Regions from separate parts of the Mus musculus genome. Here region 1 is linked to region 2. Evidence: chromatin contacts called from ENCODE POLR2A ChIA-PET data. All regions are on one chromosome and are shown on one strand. Each heading gives the region's core, a stretch centred on a gene start or an enhancer-like site at or near the end of the contact. The rest is flanking DNA. Distances are from core to core; before and after follow the strand shown.

Region 1 (6,919 bases), core at 2,564-5,063, 100 kb after region 2:
GGCAGGCTTGTGACTTGCTAGGTAGGCCTCGATGGTCCTGAACCCACGTTCTTTCCACCCTAGGCACCTAAGTGCTAAGATACAGGTACACATCTCCATATCTGGGAAAATAGTACGTTTTTTTCTTTTCTCTATTACCCAGAATTTCTATAACATTTAGGTTCACTAAAACTGTGTTTTAGTTACACCTGAACCTGCTTTAGGGGCATTGTTTCACTCCCCAGTGCTGGGATGGGACTTAGAGCCTTGTGCATCCTAGGTAAGTAGTGTGGCCGCCAAGCTTCACCTGCAGCCCCATCCACTCCAGAGGTTCAGTCACAGCTGTGGAGAGAAGAAAATGTGCACACCCAGCTCTGCAGACCAGGGAGCACTGCCTTCCTGACCAAAGCGCCCCTGCTGGCTCCACAGGCACCGGGTGTTCTGTGGAGATGGGGGTGGAGCCTTCTGCTTTGGTTTTGTTTTTTTTAATTTTAGCAGCGTCAGCTCTCTGAGTCCTTCTGTGGCTCTGGATTATACTCGTGGCCATCTATGTTAGAGATTCAGATGAAAATCTCAGGCGCATGCCCTTTCCTTGTGTTATGTCTCCAGCACTGATCACAGTCATTAAATAGACACCAGGGCAGCTGGGGAGAAAGCTCAGTAGTGGATCACTGTTCTTTACAGGACCTGAGCTAATTCCCAGGACCTAGGTCAGGTGGCTCACAACTGCCTGGAACTCTGTGACACCTGTCAGTACCCTCCATGTAATCAAATAATAAATCTTTATTTAAAAATAGACAAGTCTGAGTGTGGTGGCATCTGCGGTTAATTCCAGCACTCGGGAGGCAGAAGCAGGTGGATCTGAGTTCAGGGCCAGTGTGGTCCACAGAGTTTCAGAAATACACACTAGCGTGACAAGGTGGCTCAGCAGGTAAAGATCCTGGCCACACAAGCCTGGTGACCTGAGTTCAATTCCAAGAACTCTAAAAAAGTAGAGGGAGAGAACTCACCCCACAGCGTTAACCTCCACACACAAATACCATGGCACGTGTACACACACACACACACACAGCTTTTAAAATTAAATTTAAGGGCTGGTGAGATGGCTCAGCGGGTAAGAGCACTGACTGCTCTTCCGAAGGTCTCGAGTTCAAATCCCAGCAACCATATGGTGGCTCACAACCATCTGTAACAAGATCTGACTCCCTTTTCTGGAATGTCTGAAGACAGCTATATTGTACTTATATATAATAAATAAATCTTTTTTAAAAATTAAATTTAAAATTATTTTAAATATTAACATTAAGTAGGCTGGTTTTATTGATTAGCATCCCAAAATTATAGGACACCCTGTGCTCACCCTTTCAAGTTTGTCTGAAAGACCCAGGTTGGAAAAAATGGTGAATTATTTCCACTGGGCTGCAGTGCCACACGCCTTTAATCTCTGTGGGAGGCAGAGGCAGAGGATCTCTGAGTTCCAGGACCACCGGGGGACACAGAGAAACTGTGTTTTGAAAAGCCAAAAACAAACAAAATGTACAAAACCATGAGCCATAGGGGCCGGGGATTTATTTAGCAGCAGAGTGTGTGCCTAGCAAGTACAAGGCCCTGGGTTTGGATCCCCTAACCTCTGGGGAAGAAATAAAAAGAACTATAAATTATCGACTATAAATGATCATTACTTATATGTATGTGCATATTTTAAAAATTATTTCTATAATCTGGTGGTGGTGGTTTTCTGTTTTGAGATGTGGTTTCACTGTGCAACCTACCTAGACTTGGCCAGGATGGCCTTGAACTTGGGAGTAGTACTTCTGTCTCTGGTTCCTGAGTGGATCCACACTGGGTATACATTATTCTTAGTTTTAGTGTTAACATTTTGGGTATGAGTATGTGCGAGTATTTAGTGCTAACCTAATAAGGTTACAAGATTATTTTTTTTTTGGTGGCCATTAGAGCATTTTGTTTGTAACTTGGCAGACACTGCATATGCGAAGAACAGACTGAACGGGAAATGGTATTACTTTGATGATAGCAGTGTGTCCCTGGCCTCTGAGGACCAGATAGTGGTGAGTACTTTCCCAGGTGCCTGCTCCTCCCTGGGCTCTCAACAAATCAACCGAAAAGGTTCCCTCAAGCCAGACGGTTACCTCCTTATCTGCTAGGGCTCTGAGTGGAGCAGAGGGGACTGCCATTCATCCTAGATCTTTCCTAACGGAGAAGCTCAGTTTTCCTAGAGGTATCACAGTGCATCTATCTGCATTTGCTAGAGCCATGGCAGGGGCATCAGGAAGCAGCTAATAAATAAAGGTGGCAGGTTCCCGAGAGTACAGCTGTCCACTCAGTCACTCAGTGAGTGTGCTTGTTTATTGAGATAGTATCTCTATATCTCTGCCTGCTCTGAAACTCATTTTGTAAGTTTGTAGCCTCAAACTTAGGGTAATTCTCCTACCTCTGCTTCTTGAGTGCCGGTATTACAGATATCCATCCCCACATTCAGTTTAAGATTGCTTTTTTTTTTTTTTAAGATAGGGTTTCACTCTGAAGCCCAGGCTGGCCTTGACCTTGGAAAAAGAATCCTCCTGTCAGGCCCCCCTCGCCTTGCTGGGATCACAGGTGCTAGGAAAGGGGTGGGGTGAGTTTATTATCAGTGAATGGACCCCATTCCTTGTGTTTTAGACGAAAGCCGCCTACGTGTTGTTCTATCAGCGTCGGGATGACGAATGCTCCAGCACATCTTCGCTCGGCAGTTTCCCCGGTTCTGATGGAGGGGTGAAGCTGAGCAGCTCACACCAGGGCATGGGGGATGAGGAGGCTTACAACATGGACACCAACTGATGTGGCCTCTGTGACCCTGCCACCCTCCCAACACCAGCATCCTCCCCCAGGAGAATATCTGTGGCACTCTTGAAGACTGCTCATATCAATCTCAAACCAGATGAGGACATTACCTCCTTTTATGAGAAGAGGAAGGAAAGAGAAACCCTGCTTTCTGAGAAGGGCTCTATGTTAAGAGGCTGGATTATTTTTTCTTTTAAACGGGTGGTGAGAGAAAAACCTGTGGAGCTCAATTGTGGGCTGGGGTTTGGTGCACAGTGGCATGTGTCTCATGGATTCCAAAGAGTGGAGAGGAAGACCCTGCAATGAGCATGGTGCAGCCATGAAGACCCACCTGCAGGGCTGCTCCGAACTGGGTTTTGGATTCTGGTGCCCACACTGCTCACCCCAGTAGTCTGGCCACAGTAAACCAAGCCTCCAGCAAATTTGATGTTGTCCTCTAGTTCTTTGCTGTTCATTGAGATGGGCTTATAGTTTTCTAAACTGTCTCTGAAACCCGTTTCTATTCTCTTGTTCTCTCAGAATTTTCCAGCCGCCTTCCCGGTTATGAAATGAAGTTAGTATTGGGCTATTGTTTTCAGTTTCTCACAGACTCCTAGAAGTTCTGTTTTGTCCCCCACTGCCCTTGATAAAGTGATTCTATGTGGAACTTTCATTAGCTCTCCCTTAAAAGAAGTCTATTCATAAAACTGGGTGCAGTGTGTGGCATTGTTTCTCCACGTTAGCTTCAGAAGAACACAATGGGTATTTTTCAGATCTCCAAACATTCTAGTTAATAAGGTTTAAGAAAATACTTTTTCGGTAATAGACCCTCTCCAGACCGGATTCTCTTCCTTAACCCTTCCCTTACTCCCCTAGTGGCAAAGCCGGCAACCTAACAGGCCAGCTCTAGGGCCTTTGTTCCCATTGGGGTCATGTGAGTCTTCACCTCGACCTTTAACCTAGTAGGTGGGGGTTGGGAATCGCTGGTCTTGGAACGTGGACTCAGTGACCGTTGGGCACTCTTGTGCGGCAACGGCTGGGTGAGGACTCAACGGGGCCCCGTCCTGTCTAGGCTGGCCATAGTTTGGGGGCCCAGACAGCAACTGGGCGCAGTAGTGGGTGGAGGGAAAAGGCTTAGCGGCCTACAGGCTAAGGAAGCTCTGGGCGGTGAGGCGGGGCGTCTCGGGCCCTCCCCCGTGACCCTGGGTCCTCTGAGAATCCCGTGACCCTGGGTCCTCTGAGAATGGCGGGTGATCCGCCCCTCCGAGGAAAAGAACGAAGGATGATGTTGTATAACCGTAGGTCATACTCGAAATCGAGGTTGAATCCCAGCCTCCTGTATAGAAGCATCATTTTCCCGTTGCTCCGTGCATTTACAATTATCACTTAATAAAAGAAAGCATGGTCGCTTTTAGGGAAATGTCTGAAAAACTACGAAGATGCAGAAAGGAGCTGACTGCTGCTATAGACCGAGCCTTTGAAGGAGTCAGGCATTCTCAGGAGTGCACAGCCCAGCAGAGGCTGGACGCCCCGTCGCTCACCTCCCAGCCGGTACACAGGCTCCTCTGCAGAAACCCACTGGCTGCCTGCCCCTCTGCTGCCCCATACTCTGGTGCCTCGTGTGCTCCTGAGAGTGAGAACCCGGCCTTCGGGACACACCATATTCCGGTTAATTCAAAACTTCAGCAGCCTCTATACCCCAAAAGGAAACCTCTGACCAGCAAGGAAAATGTCTTGATGCAGTCTTCCATTTTGGCACGTGACAGACAGTTTTGGAGAGCTGCAGGTGATGGGGAAGACTGGAGAAAAGATAGTTTAAGGTGATTTTAATTCGATAGCTTTCTAGAAACCGTTGTTTGTTTAAAAAAACAAACAAACAAACAGCACTCGGGAGGCAGAGGCAGGCAGATTTCTTGAGTTCGAGGACAGCCAGGGCTATACAGAGAAACCCTGTCTACAAACAAACAAAAAAGTTGAAGATCTCAGATCTAATGACTAAGCTAGCCTCCTCTTTGGAGCGTTGACTGTACACAAGAAATTCATGGTTTTTAGAATGTGGGCCGGCAAACAGTTTTTATGTGTTTAGGTTGAAAGCCTGGTTATTTTCCAAACAGTCATCGAAACTACTGTACCAAAGGGTAATAGGTGTTGAGCTAGTTTTAAATTGTGGGTAGTGCGAAGGACTGAATCCAAGGCCTCACACATGCTGGGGCAGGCACTCCCGCTGATCTACAAGCCTTTGCAATGTTTTGTCTGGTTTGATACTTTAAGGATTTTCCCTAAGTTTTTTTAATGTTTGTCTTTTGTACATGTAGATGTTTTGCCTGCAGAGGCCAGAAGGCTGTGGCATCACATCCCCTGGAACTAGAGTTACTGACAGTTGTTAGGTACCAGGTGGGATCCTCAGATCTGGAAGAGCAGCCAGTGCTGCCCTCTCAACCACTGAGCCAGCCATACTCCAGCTGCCAATTTTTTCTCATTTTAAAAATTCTATGTGTGTGTGTATAGCCACAGCATGCTTACAAAAGTCAAAGGGAACCTTTCAGGAGTGGACTCTGCCCTGTGGGTTCAGGGAGCCAACTCGGGTTGTCATACTCGCAAAGACCCAAGTGTAAGAAATGTAGGCGTGAACTGTCAGCCCTGCAGAAACCTGGTTTAAACACAAAAAATAATGTGCAGCGTTGTAATAACATGTTCAGAGACCGGGCATTGGCTTTTACCGTCCTTTCCCACACCTAAGTCTATGGCTAGGCCCTGCTTCCTGGATTTACCTTGTTTTTGTTTCACCCATCTTAAAAACCTTTTGGCAGCTGGGTGGTGATGGCACACACCTTTAATCCCGGCCCTTGGGAGGCAGAAGAGGTAGACCTGAGATTGACTGAGGCCAGCCTGGTTTATAGTTCAGGACAGCCAGGGCTACACAGAGAAAACTTGTCCCTGGGGGCTGGGGGGTGCTTTTGGACTGTCTCCTTTAGGCCTATTAAGTAAACAAACTGCCTGATCCCAGGCATCCTGACCTAGATCAGGGATGATTGCATGAGATGGGACATAAATGTCTGGTCATCTTGCCTATCCCAAAATCAAGAAATTGAGAAGCCATTTAACTGCAAATATATGTATTGGTTTCATAAAGATGAATGCAGCCTGTAATGGGAATGGGTCATTACGGCTCTTAGTTTCTTCACGGATTTAGTTTCCAGTTTCTGATATTGTCATAGCATAAATGGTGGTCACCAGTACATTTTCGTCTTGGCTGGGCAAGATGGCTAATGTCTTGAATCCCAAGCCCTCAGGATACAGAAGCAGGTTTACACAGTAAGTTCAAGGCCAGCCAGGACTGTATAGTGAGGACCTTGTCTCAAAAACAATAAATCGGTTGTGTTTTGGATTTTCTGAAGTTTTTTAATATTTTCTTGAAAGAATATCTAATTCCCCATCTTCTCCCCTCAACCCCGCCCCCAATCTGGACCGCAGGAAGGATATGGAGAGAGATTTAAAAGCTGACCCAAATGTACTGCTCAGCAGTTCTAGCCAAGAGGTCACAAAGGATCTGCTAGACATGATTGGTAAGTAGAGAGCCCAGACCACATGTTCTGACCTTCAACACGCCAGGAGTCCACACATCTGCTGTTTGCTCACAGCAGACAATGAAAAAAATCAAATACCATTCCTTTCTTCAAAGAACTGATAACCTAATGAGGTCACACAGCAGTAATATCATTACAGTTTCTAATAATGATCTGGGGGTCCCTGGGGAGCAGATAGCAGCTTCTAGGCCTTAGTCCTTGAGTGTAGAGCTGCAAAAAAAAAAAAAAAAAAAAAAAAAAAAAAAAGGGATATAGGCCTAAGGGGGAAGAGACAGCAGATAGTCTACTGTTCTACTGTAGTGGAAGAAGTCTTCCTTGTAGCTGGGGAGAATGGCACCCGCCTATCCTTCCAGTACTCAGAAGGCAGAAGCAGACAGATCTATAGGAATTTTAAGGCCAGCCTAGTCTACAAATTGAGTTTCAGGCCAGCCAAGGCCACAGACTGTTGCAAAAACCAAAATTTCACATCTCCCTTAGAAGTAGCTAGTTAGCATAGTACTATATGTCCTATTTTTTCATATTTTAATTTTATT
Region 2 (6,816 bases), core at 3,967-6,466:
TTACAGAGACAAAGTTTGGAGCTGAGATGAAAGGATGGACCATCTAGAGACTGCCACACCCGGGGATCCATCCCATAATCAGCCTCCAAATGCTGACACCATTGCATACACCAGCAAAATTTGGCTGAAAGAACCCTGATATAGCTGTCTCTTGTGAGGCTATGCCGGTGCCTGGCAAACACAGAAGTGGATGCTCACAGTCAGCTATTGGATGGAACACGGGGCCCCCAATGAAGAAGCTAGAGAAAGCACCCAATGAGCTAAAGGGATCTGCAACCCTATAGGTGGAACAACAATATGAACTAACCAGTACCCCCAGAGCTCGTGTCTCTAGCTGCATCTGCATCATTGGGAAGAGAGGCCCCTTGGTCTTGCAAACTTTATATGCCTCAGTACAGGGGAACGCCAGGGCCAAAAAGTGGGAGTGGGTGGGTAGGGGAGTGGGGGGAGGGTATGGGGGACTTTTGGGATAGCATTTGAAATGTAAATGAAGAAAATACCTAATTAAAAAAAAACAATAAAAAAAGGGAAAAAAGAGAGAAGTTAACATTATTTAAAAAAAAAAGAAATGATAGTAAAAAATGTAAGCCACCCACCCACCCACCCATCCATCCACCTACCCACCCCTCCACCCACCCACCCATCCATCTACCCACCCACCCATCCACTTAACAAATGCTGATTGAGCCCTTATGATCTAGGATTTATGTATTTATGTATTTTTATCTTTTATTGCCTGGGTTTTTTGAAACAGAGGTTCTCTGTGTAACAGCCCTGTCTGTCTAGAATGGGCTCTGTAGACCAGGCTGGCTTGGAACTCACAGCCTCTTGCCTCTGCCTCCCAAGTACTGGGATTAAAGGCATGGGCCACCACCACCTAAGTCTAAGCTTCATTTTAATTGTTGGAAATATCCCCATAAACATGAGAGGCCAAGTTCAGCTATGTAGTTGATTGTTTGTTTGTTTGTGTATTAGTAGTACTGGAGACTAAACCCGCTTGGGGTCTACCTAATGCCAGCAAGTGTTCTACCTTTGAGCACTGCCCACCCCCCCCCCCTTTTTTTTTTTTTTTTTTTTTTGAGACAGGGTTTCTCTGTGTAGCCTTGGCTGTCCTGGAACTCACTTTGTAGACCAGGCTGGCCTCAAACTCAGAAATCTGCCTGCCTCTGTCTCCCAAGTGCTGGGATTAAAGGCGTTCGCCACCACCACCCGGCTCCCACCCCCTGTCTTACTTATTTTTAAGGGCCTGAATGTATGTCTGTGCACCATGCCTATCATCAGATCTTCCAAGATTGGAGTTACAGAAGGGTCATGAGCCACCATATAGATGCTGGAAATTGAACCCAGGTTCTCTGTAAGAACAGCCAATTCTCTTAACCACTGAGCCATCTCTCCACCCCTTATTTTTGTGTTTTTTTTTTAAATTGACTCACACATAGCCCAGCTGCCTTTTTTTTTTTTAAGATTTATTTATTTATTATATGTAAGTACACTGTAGCTGTCTTCAGACACTCCAGAAGAGGGCGCCAGATCTCATTACGGATGGTTGTGAGCCACCATGTGGTTGCTGGGATTTGAACTCAGGACCTTTGGAAGAACAGCCAGTGCTCTTAACTGCTGAGCCATCTCTCCAGCTCTGTCTTTTTTTTTTTTATTAATTTATTTATTATATGTAAGTACACTGTAGCTGACTTCAGAACTCCAGAAGAGGGAGTCTCTTATTATGGGTGGTTGTGAGCCACCATGTGGTTGCTGGGATCTGAACTCATGACCTTTGGAAGAGCAGTCAGTGCTCTTAACTGCTGAGCCATCTTTGTCTTAGGAATTGACCTTGCTATGCATCTGAGGCTGGTCTTGAACTCAGGACCCTCCTGTATCACGTCCCACGTGCTGGGATTACAGACCCACAACACTACTCCTGGCAATATATATATATATATATATATATAATTTATTTGTTTATTTATTTTGAGAAAGGTTTCACTTCTTTATACAGCCATGGCTTGGAATGCTTGCTCTATAAACTAGGCTGACCTCAAACTCAGATCTGACTCTGTCTGACTCCTCCTCCTGAGTCACCTGAGCCAGGTGGTGGTGGACTACACCTCCAGTCCCAACACTCCAGAGGCAGAGGCTTGATCTCTTGAGTTCAAGGCCAGCCTGATCTTCAGAGTGAGTTCCAGGACTACCCAGAGAAACCCTGTCTTGAAAACAAACAAACAAACAAACAAACAAAAACAAAAACAAAAGAAAAAAAAAAGAAACCCGAAACAGCTACATTATTGCATGATATTTGTGTGTGATGGCACAGATCTTTCCCAGGATCATGAACTTAAAGAGCGATATAAGAAGATTCAAAAAGAAAACAAAATAAAACATAACAAAACCCAAAACCTAGCATAAGAGGTTGGCTTCTGTCTTAGTTAGGGTTGTGCTGCTGTGAACAGACACCATGACCAAAGCAACTGTAATAAGAACAACATTTAATTGAGGCTAGCCGACAGGTTCAGAGGTTCAGTCCATTATCATCAAAGTGGGAACATGGCAGGCATGGTGCAGGCAGAGCTGAGAGTTTTTTTTTTTTTTTTTTTTGATTTATTTATTTATTATATGTAAGTACACTGCAGCTGTCCTCAGACACTCCAGAAGAGGGAGTCAGATCTCGTTACGGATGGTTGTGAGCCACCATGTGGTTGCTGGGATTTGAACTCCTGACCTTCGGAAGAGCAGTCGGGTGCTCTTACCCACTGAGCCATCTCACCAGCCCAGAGCTGAGAGTTCTACATCTTCACCTGAAGGCTGCTAGCAGAATACTGTCTTCCAGACAGGATGAGGGTATTAAAGCCCACACCCATAGGACACACCTACTCTAACAGGGCCACACCTTCTTATTGTGCCACTCCTTGGGCTGAGCATATACAACCCATTACAGCTTCATAGAAAAGGACTAAAGAGAGTAGAAACAGAAACAAAAGCAGTATAAAGTGGATACAGAGAAACAAAACAGTTCACATTATGTTACCATTTTTGTGTTTGGGTTGAGGCAGATGGAATACTATTGTGCCAATGCAAACTGGTCTGTTTGGGAAAGCTGGCTGCTATTTTTCTAATCCTAACTTCTTGGAAATTCAGGTAAACAGTTTAATTTCATCATGGTGACGTGGATCTTTAGTATGAGTGATTCCATTTTTATTTTTAGCCTAGACTATCAGGAAATAGTGTAGGAGCTTAGCCCAGTAACTATGGCTCTTTATAATTTCTTCTTCAACAAGAGTACAATTTGGCTTATATCTATCATGATGCTACTTCTCAGTAACTCGTTTAATTAAAAAATATTGCTTAAATCTTAGCTAAACATTTCTTTGTGCATTATGGATATATGTTGTGTTTGGTACAATGTGTGTGTATGTGTGGGTACGCATGCCTGTGCTCCAACATTTGGAGGTCAGGGAAGGATCTGGGTGTCCTCCTCTATGCCTGTCTGCCTTATTCCTTTCACAGTCTCTCATTGAACCAGAATCTCCCTATTTGGCTAGGCTGGCTGGCCATTGAGCTCCCAGAATCCTCTTCTCCATCCTGCCAAATGCTAGGGTTACAGACATGCACAGTAGTGCCCAGCTTTCTTTTATTTTTAACAGAGGTTTGGGGGACTCGAACTCAGGTCCTCAAGCTTGCATAGCAAGTGCTCTTACTCACTGGATCATTTCCCAGGAATCCCTCTTCCCACCACACATACACAAAGAGAGGGTGCCTCTGTGTAGTCTTGGCTGTCCTGAAACTTGCTCTGTAGACCAGGCTGACCTCAAAACTCAGAGAGATCTACCTACCTCGGCCTCCTGAGTGCTGGGATTAAAGTGTGTACCACCACTGCTAGGTTTAATTTTAAGCTATGTGTACGCAATGCACAAGGGGCTGTGTAGGGGTATGTACACATAAGTTCAAATTTCCCTAGAGGCCAGAAGAGAGCATTTAAGTTACAGGCATTCATTGGAGCCTGATGGGAGTTTTGGGAACTAAACTTCATTCTCTGGAAAAGTAGCAGGGGCTTTTAACTGCTAAGCCATCTCTCCTGCTGCATGGACTGAAATTCCTGACCATACACCTCAGATTCTTTAATGTTCCCAAATGCCTCAATATAAAATGTAAAAGGAAAACTTGGTAGGTTGGCATGATAACACATACCTTTAATCCCAGAATTATGGAGGCAGATGGATCTCTCTGAATTTGAGGTTTGCTTCATCTACATCTGTAGTGAGATCTTGTCTCAAAAAATAAACAAATCCCAAACCAAGTATTTGCCTCTTCTCCGGTCAATCAATTTATTGACTGTTTTGCTTTTTTTTTTTTTTTTTTTTTTTTTTTTTTTTAGCTAGGGCCTCACATAGCCCAAGCTAACCTGAAACCTACTACATTCATGAGATTAGCCTTGAACCTCTGATCTTACCGATTCTGCTTCTACCTTCCAAGTGCTGGGTTAACTAAAGTGTCACCAATGCCTGGCATTTTATTTCTTAACTAAATTTTACAATTTTGGTGGGATTACAGGAGTGAATCAATACCTTGTGACCCCACTTTGTTTGTTTGTTTGTTTGTTTTTGAGACAGGACTGGCTTGGAACTCTCTTTGTAAATCAGATTGGTTTTAAACTCTCAGTGATTCACCTGCTTCTGACTCTGCCTCCTCAATGTTGGGATTAAAGGCTTGCACCAATATACCTGATCTGGTTTGTAGTTTTAAAAATACCATAGTTCCGAGGTCAGGAAAAGGTGCCATATCCCTTAAGTTGCCATATACCTCGGGTTGTACCCAGATGGATCTTGTGGATGCTATGGAGAAATAATTCCTTTGTGTAACATCCTTGGCTGTCCTGGAACTCTCTGTAGACCAGACTGGCTTCGAACTCGGAGACCTGCCTGCCTTTGCCTCCCAAGTGCCGGGATTGAAAGCGAGTGACACTAAACGCCTGATTGTTTTATACATCTTAACCTAATAAAGTAGCAGAATTTAAGTGAGGGATAAGACAGCCCAAAGCATTCTGGATCCTTTGGATAAAGAACGGCTCGACGGTTGCCCGGAGCAGCCCGGGAGGGACTTACAGACGCGAGGATGATTGGTTGAAGAAGAACTTCCGTTGACATTTCCGACTCTTGACCCGCCCTGATCATCGGTGATTGGCTGAACTGTTACAAACGTTATGTGGCCTGGGAGTTGTAGTTCTTTTGGTTGATAAGGGACGCCAATAAGAGCTAGTGGTTGGATGGAGACTGTGAGCGGTGATTTTGCTTGGTTGTAATCTCCCAAATCATGTCCCGTGTGTTGGTGCCCTGTCATGTGAAAAGCACTGTAGCCCTGCAAGTGGGCGACATGAGGACCTCTCAAGGTCGGCCTGGCGTGCTGGTCGTCGATGTCACTTTTCCCAACATCGCGCCTTTCGAGGTGAGCAACCCCCCATATAAGCGATCAAGGCTTCTGGGCGGGGAATACCTAGTAACTTGGGCGTTTCCTAGGCATTTACACAGCTTCTACAGTGTCTCTTGCTTTTGCGAATTGGGCCTATTCAGAAGCATTTACAGTCTTTATTAATAAGCTTTATTAAATAGACTAGAGTTTCCCGTCCTATCCTCTTCAGCATCTCTTCCCAGTGCCCAGGATATCACTGGAACTACAATTTGAATCTCAGTACAAGTGAGAGGATATTTGATTTCGGCCGTAGCTGCAATCGTCAAACAATGATGCAAACGTACCATTCCAGTGGCCCCTGCCACAGGTCAGGTGCAACCTAGCCTTCATCTAGGTCCTCCTGGTGACTTGTTTCCAATCCCTAGTTGTTCTTCCATTTCAACTGACAGTGACAGGGCGTTGCATGACCTCAACACAGGACAAAGGCTACCTCTAATGGCATAGCATCCTTCCCTTACCCACCCTCTTGGCTCTATGTGCTTTGTATTACAATATGTCATTCTCTCGCAAGATGTTGCTTCCCAACAATCTGGGGAAACCTAGTTAATTGATCCGACCCTGGAAAATCTGAGTCAGTGTGTTTGAGGTGGATCTTTGACATCTATATTTTTATTTACTTATTTAATATTTTTATTTTAAAAAAGCTTTATTTTAAATCTATGAGTGTTGTTTTTGCATGTCTGCATATATACCTTGTGCATGGCTGGTACTAGTAGAGGCCAGAAAAAGGTTCTGAATCCTCTGGAACTGGAGTTATGAACAGCTGTGAGGTGCCGTGTAGGTGCTGGGAACCAAACCTGGTCCTCTGCAAGAGCACCAAGTACTCTTCATTGCTGAGCCATCTCTCTAGTCCTGATATCTGTGCTTTTGTGTGTTTTGTTTTGTTTTGTTTAAGTTCCATAGGTGATGCTGGTGTGCATCGAGATGGAAACTACTGCTATGGCAGTTGGTACTCTAGGCTCCCCAAACCCCTCCAGTGCAGGATCCTACTATTCTTCTTTTTTGCTGTTGCTTTTTGTTTTTCGAGACAGGGTTTCTCTGTGTAGCCCTGGCTGTCCTGGAACTCACTCTGTAGACCAGGCTGGCCTCAAACTCAGAAATCTGCCTGCCTTTGCCTCCCAAGTGCTGGGATTAAAGGCGTGGGCCACCACTGCCCGGCCCTACTATTATTCTTTTTTTTTTTTTTAAAGATTTATTTATTGTTATATGTAAGTACATGGTAGCTGTCTTCAGACACACCAGAAGAGGGCGTCAGATCTCATTACAGATGGTTGTGAGCCACCATGTGGTTGCTGGGATTTGAACTCAGGACCTTCAGAAGAGCAGTTAGTGCTCTTAACAGCTGAGCCATCTCTC

What was found. ChIA-PET counts read pairs that join two places held with the same protein, here RNA polymerase II (POLR2A).
Region 1: POLR2A ChIA-PET joins it to region 2 with 19 read pairs in embryonic stem cell. The contact joins the promoter of 1700102P08Rik here to the promoter of Nicn1 in region 2. POLR2A ChIA-PET finds 5 or more read pairs at or near these places in 3 of 5 experiments (Patski and embryonic stem cell).

What each region holds. Positions count from the first base shown.
Region 1 is chr9:108,389,021-108,395,939 of GRCm38, forward strand. 1700102P08Rik (RIKEN cDNA 1700102P08 gene) reads left to right here and starts at 3,814. Exons shown (of 4, transcript NM_053216.2): 1 at 3,814-3,839; 2 at 4,215-4,619; 3 at 6,274-6,365. The coding sequence starts at 4,219. It overlaps Usp4 (ubiquitin specific peptidase 4 (proto-oncogene)), which reads left to right. Exons shown (of 22, transcript NM_011678.2): 21 at 1,960-2,048; 22 at 2,659-3,509. The coding sequence ends at 2,817.
Region 2 is chr9:108,285,227-108,292,042 of GRCm38, forward strand. Nicn1 (nicolin 1) reads left to right here and starts at 5,217. Exons shown (of 6, transcript NM_025449.4): 1 at 5,217-5,436. The coding sequence starts at 5,305.